2 separate regions of the Homo sapiens genome follow, and region 2 is linked to region 1. A link is an interaction called in ENCODE POLR2A ChIA-PET data of the cell type or tissue named here. Cell type or tissue: IMR-90. All regions are shown on one strand. Each heading gives the region's core, and the rest is flanking DNA. Links, peaks and the distances in the headings are about the cores only.

What was found. Peaks named below come from ENCODE experiments on the same cell type or tissue, not always from the same donor. Only the 100,000 strongest peaks of a DNase experiment are listed, where the experiment ranks them.
Region 2: POLR2A ChIA-PET joins it to region 1 with 5 read pairs; 1 of 35 experiments calls an interaction of 5 or more read pairs at or near these places.

The regions. Positions count from the first base shown.
Region 1 is chr6:156,877,203-156,882,717 of GRCh38, forward strand. The region is part of intron 2 of ARID1B (AT-rich interaction domain 1B); the gene reads left to right. Among named protein-coding and RNA genes, the nearest start is that of MIR4466, 100 kb to the left of the region's middle. RefSeq lists enhancers at 4,910-4,959, 4,970-5,039. In IMR-90, for the core only: no CTCF peak of the experiment used is centred there; a DNase peak (open chromatin) is centred at 2,589.
Region 2 is chr6:155,642,171-155,647,685 of GRCh38, forward strand. No RefSeq gene overlaps it. Among named protein-coding and RNA genes, the nearest start is that of NOX3, 190 kb to the left of the region's middle. RefSeq lists a silencer at 860-1,066. In IMR-90, for the core only: no CTCF peak of the experiment used is centred there; a DNase peak (open chromatin) is centred at 3,351.

The sequences.
Region 1 (5,515 bases), core at 319-5,318:
AGTTCTTTAGTGAATATCTGTTGTGAAATAAAATCCAAACTTGTGAGTCTGATGGCATGACCCTTCTGGACTCCTGTCTTCCTGTTCACCCCTATTGCTCTCAGCTCTCCAGCCTGGATCTAAGCACCACTTTACTGAGATGCTTGCAGTTCGAGATTGCATGGTGCTGTGTTTCACTCTGCACTGTGCTGTACTGTTGCCTGTGGACCCGCACTCCTTCCCCTCTCCTGTTTCCTTCAGGTGTCTCTTTCTCCGTGCTTCTTCCTTGCCTGCTGGCTCCACCTACATTTATTCAACGTCTACTTCAATAACGTGTCTCCCTATATTAAAATTACCTGTAGCTATTGAATGTGTCCCCTGCTGAACTTGTGACCCTCATGAGTATTTTCAGAGTCTGGCACATAAGGTCTCAATGAATGCTAAAAGAAGGAACACATTGGAGCTGCCGGCCTCTGAAAGTTGGGTCCATGCCACCTGTAGGCCTTCTTGCATAACCATATTTATCCTTTTTTTTTTTTTTTAAGTGAGACAGAGTCTCGCTCTGTCACCCAGGCTGAAGTGCAGTGGTGCCATCTTGGCTCACTGCAACCTCTGCTGCTCGGGTTCAAGCACTTCTCGTGCCCCAGCCTCCTGAGTATCTGGGACTACAGGCGTGTGCCTCCATACCTAGCTAATTTTTTTTTTTGTATTTTTAGTAGAGACACGGTTTTGCCATGTTGGCCAGGCTGGTCTCGAACTCCTGACCACAAGTAATCCACCTGCCTCAGCCTCCCAAAGTGTTGGGATTACAGGCGTGAACCACCGCGTCTGGCCCATGTTTATCCTTGACTTTTGATTAGTTACGTAAGATCTTTTGAAGGGCTTCTCTCACTCTACATACTTGATCAGGCGGTTGCCCTTCCTCATGCCTCTGCCAGCTGGGCGTCACGTTCTGCCTTCTGTTTTTGCTTTGTGGTGCCACACATTTTGAGGCTCTCCTTTAGTTTCTCCACTTATCTGGCTACCATTTCAAGGTACCATTTTACCTTGTGTCAGCGAGGATTCTTAGGTGTAAGCGATGAAGACCGAGTCTAGCCAATTCAAGCAGAAAAGGAATTGACAGGCTGTTGGGAAGCTCACAGAATTGCCAGAAGGGCAGGAACAAGGGAGACCACACCATGAGGATGCTGCAAAAACAGGTCACAAGTACAGAGAAGACCTGAGCATGCCAGACACAACTTGTACCTCCATATCGCCCCACTGGCATCCTGGTGGCAGACACATGTGCACACACCTGAAATTGGGTATTGCTGTGTGTACTGCAAGGAGAAGTTCCTCCTCTCCTTGTTTCTTTGTATTACTGGCTAATGAGTCAAAGACCAGGGCATGTGCATCTGATTGGCTGGGTCAATAATCTAGCTGCCTGTAACTCCAGTTACTCTAGTTTCTAGTTTGGGAAAGCAAGTAAGTGTTTGGCCTTTCCAGCCTCTCTTTTGGGAAGTGGAGTCTGCCTCCTATCAGGCTCATAATAAGGTGAGGAGTTACCCAAATCCCAGAAGAGGGTTCATAGCTTGGGCAGCCAAATGGTTGGACAGGTGGTCGCTACATTGCTGCTTTAATGCTTGCAATTGCACTGGGCTTGCTTTAGGAAGTGTTTGTTGGTAAGAGAATTGTCATCATCATGGGTTTGTTTGCATCGTGATTGACCATTTAGGAAGTGTTTTTGCATCAGCATTTCATTGAGTGAGGTGGAGGAAGTATTGTAGTGCCATTTTGTAAGGAGGAGGTAAGGAAACTGCTGGACAAAGAGGTAAAGCAGTCTGATGTAGGTAGGACAGTTAGCTGTTGAGGGCGGAACTACAGCTTCTGACTCCAGTGCCCATGGAGGCTCTCCTCCGCACCAGCCTATCCCGGCTGTGCCCTGTGCATTGCTGCAAGGGGCCAGGGAGGAGTGTTCGCATCATACCCACGCACTCGGAGCCTCTTCCAAAGGACTGAGATGTGTACTAGGGTATCTGGTTCTGCGAGGGCTAATTTGGCATTTTGTATTCTTGTTCTGTCTACTTGTGTTGTTTAATGTTGAACATCTCTCTGGTTGACTGAAGCCATATGTCATTCAAATGGAACCTGTGCTTTGGCGTTGGCCTGACAATCACTCAGCTGTGGAGTACAGCAATAAAAATTAGGAAAACTGTATCTGTTCATTAGACCAGTGGAATTTACAATCACTTTTGTGGCTGTGCCCCACAGCTCTACACTCTGGCAAATGAGAGTATCGTAAATTAAGCCTTTGCCCTTTTTTCCCTCTGTGAATTGCATATTTGTTTCACACTCGCAAATTGCTGTAGAAGCCAGATAGATGAGCACTTTAAAAGATTACAACAATGGAAAATGTGTTTTGGGAATGAAGTGCCTCAAAACAAGTACTGTAAGAGGTATTCTTTTTCATATAATGCTAAACACTTCTGCAAACCCTTAAGAATTTTATTTTAGAAGTATCGGGTAGCTTTTCTGTTACAGGAAGCAGAGGGTTTATATCATTGTTTTTGTAAAGTCAACTCTTGCTGGGAGTTAAGATATAAACATATGACACATGTGTATATATGTGCAGCGTGCGCATATGTGTGTGTGTAAGCTTAGCCTTCCTGTGTTTTAGACTAGTGATCTTTCACATACAGCAGGAAAGCTAAGAGTCAACTCATTCATGATATTGGGAGAAAAGCAAAGCAAAAACTGCAACAAAATCTCAAACCCTTTCTGCAGCAGCAGATGGCAAACAGTGATCAGAGGAGAAGGACCCTTCCAGCATTAGAAGATTTCCAAAGGCTGTTCCAGTAGGGGCTGTGGGCTTCTGGGAGCCCAGATGCCCCCTGATGGTATATTTGAGTTGTGAGGTGGAGGCCAGGTGGCAAGAGACTGCAGGCCAATGTCAATGAAAAGCCTGGGAGGAAAAAGAGATTTCTGGGAGAGGGAGACATCTTAGTGTGAGCAAATGACCAGTCGTTTAGTAGAGCGGGTCAAAGGAAAAGAAGGATGTGATAAGAGAGAGAAGGGAGGAGCTAGAAAATGGAATGCTGGTAGTGAAAGGAGAGAGAAAGAAAAATAGCGAGAATGTTTCATGATTGTGTTAGAGGCAAAAGCTTACTACAAGGCATTTCTAAGATAGTAGATAAGATGATGTAGTGTTTAAAGTGTCAAACTTAAGGCTCTTTATAGAGTAGGAAACAGTTATTTAGATTTATTGTGTAAGTTTTGCATAAGACAAATGCACATCAGCCAGGCACAGTGGCTCACGCCTGTAATCCCAGCACTTTGGGAGGCCGAGGCTGGCAGATTAGCTGAGGTCAAGGAGTTCGAGAACAGCCTGGACAACATGGCGAAACCCCGTCTCTACTAAAAATACAAAGATTAGCTGGGCGTGGTGGCGCATGCCTGTAATCCCAGCTACTTGGGAGGCTGAGGCAAGAGTTTCAGTTGAACCCCGGGAGGCGGAGGTTTCAGTGAGCCAAGATCGTGCAACTGCACTCCAGCCTGGGCCACGGAGCGAGACTCTGTCTCAAAAAAAAAAAAAAAAAAAAAAAAAGAAAAGAAAAGAAAAACACACATTGATGGCTTTTGGTGGATGTTAGTTATTAAGCTTTTAGTATTTTTAAAAATCCTTGTTAGTTTTGTATAGCGAACAGAAATTTTAAATTGAAAACTGCATAGTCATTTTTTCGTGTTTCTTGTGTAATCCATGTTCTCAGACTAGCATAATTTATAAGCACTTTTGTGGCTGTAAAGTAGAGAAAAAGGCTAAAGAGAAGGGTTTAGAATTCTGTACTGGTCTTGTTAGCTTGATAGTAGAGGTTAGAAGGGTATTTAAAATGCACTGACAGTGACAGCGTGTTGCCTGGGGCCTGCAGGAGTTTCGAGAGAGCCCTGCCAGGTGAGTTGGCTCAAGTTAGGTCTTCTCCTTCTCCCTGGGTGGGGCCTGCATGGCTGGGAACAGCCTCTCTGGGAGCCACTCTTGGAACCTGAGAAAGCTGATTTCTGTTAATTACGGCTCACTCAGGCAGTCACAATTTGGTACTAGGAGAGCCAGAAGTTGCTTTTCTGGACCCAAATAGGGTTTAGTATATGGTATTTGAAATTTTAGATGTACCAGATTTGAAATTCTGGCATGTTGTATTTGAAGAAATTGCATAATTTCTACTAGTTTTTGTTTTCAAAGCTTTGGAAAATAGACTCCTGCTTATACTGTTTTAAAAATATATGTATGTATACAATGTATGCACACATCTATGTATATATATAGTGTCACATGTAATACCTTTAGGTTCTCTCTAAATGTCTGCACAAATGGCATATTGTCTTCGGTTTTGCATCATTCCTTCTCAGAGCCTGAGGACTGCACGGGTTCCCATACCTCAATACTGGGCTACTTTCAACACCTGTGGTTGGAATTTTAGTCTTTAGTGATACATACTGGTGGATCTCCAGTGTTCCTGTCCCCATTGTGGGGAAGTAGTTATAGCAATAATTCCAAATGGTAGATATTCCTTAAAAATTGCCTCACGGTTTGGGGCTACAGTATTCGATTTGGGGTGGCGGCAAGTTTAACTTCCTCCCCATGGCTTATTTGGGTTAATAAGGCGAAGATGTGTTCTTGACTAATGTGAGGAGGCATCCTGAAGGCTAGTGTAGCATTGGGGGAAGCCCTAATGCTTAAGTATGCACAGTTGATATTTGAGAACTAGAACTCATTTACTTGGGTAGTAACATACATACTTCTGCTTTAAAATAAAATGTACTAATTTATTTCAGAGTCAAGCAATCATACAGCCAGTATTTTTTTAAGCATCTGCTGTATGCCTAGCATGGCCCTGGGAATTAATAAAATTCTGCCCCATCACTGCTCATCCTGTCCTGAATGATTCCTCTTTCACTTGTGTGTGCCTTTCTTCCCCAGCTGGGTTGCAGCTGTTCAACAGATCTTACTCTCGTTTCTCTTCTCTGCTAGTTGAAAGGGAGTCCTCCCTCTCAGCCTTGGTCCCGGTGGAGCAGCAATTCCCATGTTCTGGGACCCATTTCCGCCCAGCTCCTCGGGCAGAGTTGGCCAGCCTGCCTCTCTGCTGTGCTTCTTTGATGCCACTCAGAATCTCCCTGTTTGCCCATGGGCTCCCTCTCTTCTGCTAGGGGCTGTTTCTGTTCAGAGATTCTGTCTTATTCATATTTGTACCATCTACAGGGCCTGGGATGATTCTGTGGACACCTAATCATTGCACAATAAAGTATCAGTCAACACATGTGAATAATGGAAAATATAGAGGTGTTTGAAATCCATTTGGGAAAACAAAGCGTAGCTACAGATACCAACTATAAGGGTGCCTTGCCTTGCCTTTTTCTTTCATTGCTGTGGTCTCTTTCAATCAGGAGACCAGAAATATAGCACGGTTCCCATCACACACTGGCCACATACTCTTAGACATTTTTCTGTGAAAGGATACTGATTCTATACTTTTTCGTAGGATTGTTATGGAGGTAAATGAGATCG
Region 2 (5,515 bases), core at 292-5,291, 1.2 Mb before region 1:
ATGTTGGCCAGGCTGGTCTCAAACTCCTGACCTCGTGATCCACCTGCCTCAGCCTACCAAAGTGCTGGGATTACAGGCATGAGACACTGCACGCAGCCTAATTTGTATTTCTTTAATGATATTCTATATTTGGTAAGATAGAATTCTCACACCTTCTTTCCATTGTTCTTAGCACATGAATTAAAAAAAATTTAGCCATATTTTTATAGCTGTTTTAGACTTTGTTTAGTAAGTCCAAAATCTGAACTTCCTCAGGTACCTTTTTTATTAACTTCTCTTTTTTTTTGTTTATATGTATCATCCTTTCCCATTGTTTTTGCATATCTCATAAATTTTTGTTGAAAACTGAACATTTTAAGTAATAAAGCAAGTGTGGAAATCCAATTTCCCCACCTCCGCACCACATTCTGTGAGTTTTTTGTTTGTGTGTTTGTTTAGTGACTGTTTTTTGTTTCATGAATTTCCTGGACTGAATCTGTATTCTTTATCACTTGCATCCACTGATGCTTGGTGTGTTCAGTTAGCTTACTGGTCAGCTAATGAATGCAATCAATAAGTCTCCCAGGCTTTGCAGAGGAGTTCTCCTCTCTCTCTCTCTCTCTCTTTCTCCGTGTGTGTGTGTGTGTGTGTGTGTGTGTGTGTGTGTGTGTGTGTTGGGGCATGCCTTCAATGCTTTCACAGGCAACTCACAGGTCCGCCTTAGCTTTCACTTCCTGCTTGCACAGCCCTCATGGTCAGTCAGAGATGAGAGATAAGGACCTTCTCAGATCTTTCCTGAGTACGTAAACAGTCTTCCACATGCGCCTGGCCAGCCCTCTAAATTTCCAGATATGGGGCCTTTAAAAGCACTCTGTGGACGTTTCATTTCCCACTTTTTTACTTTATATGTTTTGGTCACCTTCTTGTTAGTTCCAACTGGAATTACTGCCTCAGGCACCTGTACTATTAAACAGTTACTGCTAATGGTTTTTTTTTTTTTTTTTTTTTTTTTTTTGGTGAGACGGAGTCTCTGTTGCCCAGGCTGGAGTGCAGTGGCGCGATCTCTGCTCACTGCAAGCTCCGCCTCCTGGGTTCACACCATTCTCCTGCCTCAGCCTCCTGAGTAGCTGGGACTACAGGCGCCCGTTACCACGCCCAGCTAATTTTTTGTATTTTTTAGTAGAGACGGGGTTTCACCATGTTAGCCAGGATGGTCTCGAGTTCCTGACCTCGTGATCTGCCTGCCTCGGCCTTCCAAAGTGCTGGGATTACAGGTGTGAGCCACCGCGCCTGGCCACTGCTAATTGTTTTCTACAAATGCTTGCACAGAGTGAGCTCTGAGTCAGGTCAAAAAAAAAGATAAACGCTAAGAATAAGGCTTTTCAGGGAGGTAGCAGACAGGTCAAATAGAGACAGTTCTCTGGGGATGAGGCTTTTGGAGAGCTTCAACCCCATTCTGCCCTATCCAGGGGCTGTTGGGCTGCTGGTTTTCATAATTTGGAAATAAACCAAATTAAAACACCACAGCACTTGCTGTTCTTACTGAGATTCAGTTGTTTTTCTGGAATAATGCTCTTAACATTGTTGCAAGGTGCTGGTTAATTTTCAGCATTCTGAAAAAGTCGACCATTTTTGCAAGTGTTGTTTTGCTTTAATGGAAGAATGAATTTTCAGAGGTTTTTACTCGCCATTCTGCCATTCTAGAAGTATATATATGTATTTTATTTTGCCTTACTAAGCTTTATTCATCATTTTGGACACAGGTTGGATGTCAATTCTACTAGGACATTTCTATGCTCTTAACATTTGTGTCTCTCCTAGATCTCCTAAAATGCCTTGTGGTTTACACACTGCATTTTAAATTACCTGTTTCTTATCTCTGTGCTCTAAACTCCTAGATGCAGCGATCACGTTCTGCTCACTCTTATCCCCAGTACCTAAGAAAATGCCTGGGACACTGGACACTACTAACTATTGTTGAATGAATGAATTCCTTTGACATATTTTTAAAATTTTCTAGCTTAAATAACCCATTAAATACCTAACAGATATAGTTTTGCTTGCCTCATTCAAAGTTTTAAGTCTTTGCGTTATTTGGGTCATATTTTATGTATTTATAGACTGAAGGTGTTCTTCACAACAAGATGGACATTTGCCTGTGTTTCCAGGTTTCATAAGCAATTCACTTGATTCTAAGAATTTTCAATTTTTTTTCTTTCTTCTATTCTCTCCTTATGTCCATCTTGACAAAAGAATTACCAAGATCAGACATAAAAAGATAAAGTAAACTAAAAATAGTCTTAGTAGTGTTTTTGGAATAGGAAATGGAAAATCATTCTCTTTTCCCTTGGTGATGAAGGGGTGGTGTTTATAGGCTGATTACATGAAGATGAGTTTCATGTTTTGTTTCTTTTTTAAAAAAATTCTAGCACCCACAGCAGGGTTCCTTCACCAGAAATCCTTGATTGAGGAGCTAAAGGCAATGAGAAATAAGTGTGGCTGCTAATTAGACACTTTGAGTGAGCAGAAGGGGAAAACGAGCCATATAGAACAGCAGGGACTGCCCATACTCTTGATATGTGACAACTCAAGATTTTAAACTGTAGAGGCAATAGTCATACTGTTCTCTCTGGACAGTTTTAATTTGGGAGTCTTGACAGGCCAATGAAAATACTGGATAAATCAAGTAAAAAAATAAATCATTAAGACAATACTCCATTCTTTTATTTTTGTGAAGGACTTATTTTTATTTTTTAAATTAAACTTTGTTTTTAATCAGTTTTATTGATACATAATAGATGCACATAATTTCAGGGTCATGTGATAATTTAATACAATCACATAATTTGTAAAAATCAAATCAGTGTAATTGGGATATCATCATCTTAAGTATCTGTCTCCTCTCTTCTAGCTGTTTTGAAATACACAATAGATTATTGTAAACTATGGTCCCCCTACTCTCTTTCAAACACTAGGTCTTATTTCTTCTATCAAACTGTGTATTTGTACCCATCAACACCCCATTCTTCAGCGAGCATTCCAAACAGTATTGTCAAAATACCTGGATGTTGAGTCTGATATGTCTAATGTGTTCTTCTATGTTATATATAACAAATTCATAAGAGTATGATATTGATATTTTAATTAACTGCTTTCTTTCTTTTTCATGCTTTTTTAAAATTACTGAAACAGTAGCTGACTATTAACAGCCTAAGAGCAAAATAACATTGTGATTCAGCCTAATACAGTTCCTTAGAATGCGGCCCTGTGACCCATCTGGTGATCTTTGTTCTGTATCACTCTGCTCAGCAAGCCTACATGTGGAACTGATGCACTTAAATTTCTCACATTTGTAACACTGCCTCAGCACGGGAAGATTAGTAATCAAGCCAAACACTAGAAGGTAAAACAACATGTATATTTTCTTCTGTGAGTCATCCATCCAGTAAATAACCCATACAACTAGAAGAGGAGCACACAGCAAATACAGTAAGCTTGAAACAAAGGTTTCAAATACAGGGTGTCAAACATTTCATACAATTCAAAGAACAGCCATTTATTCAGATTTTTTTAAACATGCCTGATGAACCCTCAGATGCTTTAACTGCTTCCTTTTTGTTTGTTTTTGATATATTGTCAAAAGGTCTAGCATATTAGTTACATTGGCAGAATTTTCAGATATAGTGACTGGTTTCTTTTTATTTGCCAACAAATTAACAATAATAATTAGAACTTAACTTTCTCTTATGTTGATATAATGTATCCTGATTTGTAGGATTTTACTATTAGGCAAATTTATATAATCATGTTAGGAAACTTAATTTCTAAATCATCCCTTTTTTCCCCTTAGCATTGATTGATGAGTTTTCAAGTAATGTATTTCAAGTAATAGGAACACACCTATTCTTGGTCTAGAAACGTCAATGTTCAGACTTGCCTTAGATTTTGTGCTGGATTCAGACATACTGCCTGAAAGCAAAACAAAACAAAAAAACCCTAAAAAATGCAAATCTAGTCGTAAAGCTTCCCACATCTTGGATATGAGGAAAACAAATTATCATTTCAAATAAATTTTTAGTTCAATTTTCAATCTAGTGGAACAATGTTCCTTTGTGTTCCAACAGTGGCTTGGCATGCATATTAGCTGAACAAGAATAACAGGAAAATACAGGGGAAAATTCTACTGGTTTTTAGTTCATGAGAACAAATGAAGAAAGCTCTGTCCCCACATATTCTATCTCAGCTGTCAAAGTTAGAGCCTGCGTGTTGACCCACTATTTGCAAAAGAAAGTAAGTTTTAGCTGAAACAATGCAATCCTCAAGATCACACCATAATTAGAGGCTTTCAATTTTATATTATCTATATCCTGTGTGAATGTGTCTGTCCACCAGAGTCTGCACTGCTATTCTGGCAGCACTGTCTGCTCAGTAGTCCTGAGTGCTGCACACATAGGACGTGGCGCTGCTGAATGGTAATCCGGAATTCACAAAATGCTGACGGAGGCAGTAAACTGATAGTCACTGACGTGACTTTCAAAAAACTGCTCTATGAAATCATGAAGTGGAACCATGGAGGCTAATTAAACTCTTCTCAAACTTTCTGGTTGAGATATTGATTCCAATCAGAAGTTAGCTATACTTCCTATTAAAAGGTGATTCAGAAACTGAAGACATTTCCCTTCAGTTCTGTTCTTCAAGATAAAGAAGCTGAAAATGCCTTCTAAATAGTGACGCATCACCCATAAAGATGGCCCTTAAACTTGAGATCAGGACAAAACATATCTAACTCAAAGTCATCATTCAGACGCCACCTCTTCCATTAACTATGTGGTAGTCTATAATTAAAACAACACTTAAACCAACACAAAACTTTCCAAAAAGAGAACTTATCATCTAGAATTTAATTCACTTTCTGTAAGATGGATTCCCATCTTCACAGCATGTTATCTATTTCATAAAAACTGGGGCATGTATATTCCCTTCATTAACATGTTTAAGAATTAAAATGACGTTTTAGTGTTTTATTTATTATTATCTTTAAAAGTTGCAAGCATTAATATTGTATTACATAGTTTCTACTTTTAGTCACGGATTTATTAAATAAAAGGCTTATACAAGTAAATTACTCAGTTTTTATAACCATCAATTTATGTGACTAAATCTTCTGATCTTATAAACAGGCTATGGGCATTGTAACTCTTTAACAATTGATTTTTTTTTCAATATTGAAATGAGATTGTGAAACATTGACAGTTAGATGAGTCTCTAGAATTTCAAAACAAGGATATGGATTCTTAAAGCCTAAAAGAATTTACACAACTCCCTCAGTAACTTAATTTAAAAGCAGGACATAAAACTCAGGAGGAGAAAAAGAATTCAATGTGTGGAAAGGAAAAGTGAGATAAGATGAAAGGATCATCCAAGGCAAACAACTTCAGACAAAGAATGTTTCATTTCAAAGCTATGAAATCTCAGCCATGAGGGAGAATTGTTGAAGGAGGAAATAAACATTAAACAGAATGAGAAAGGCTATAGA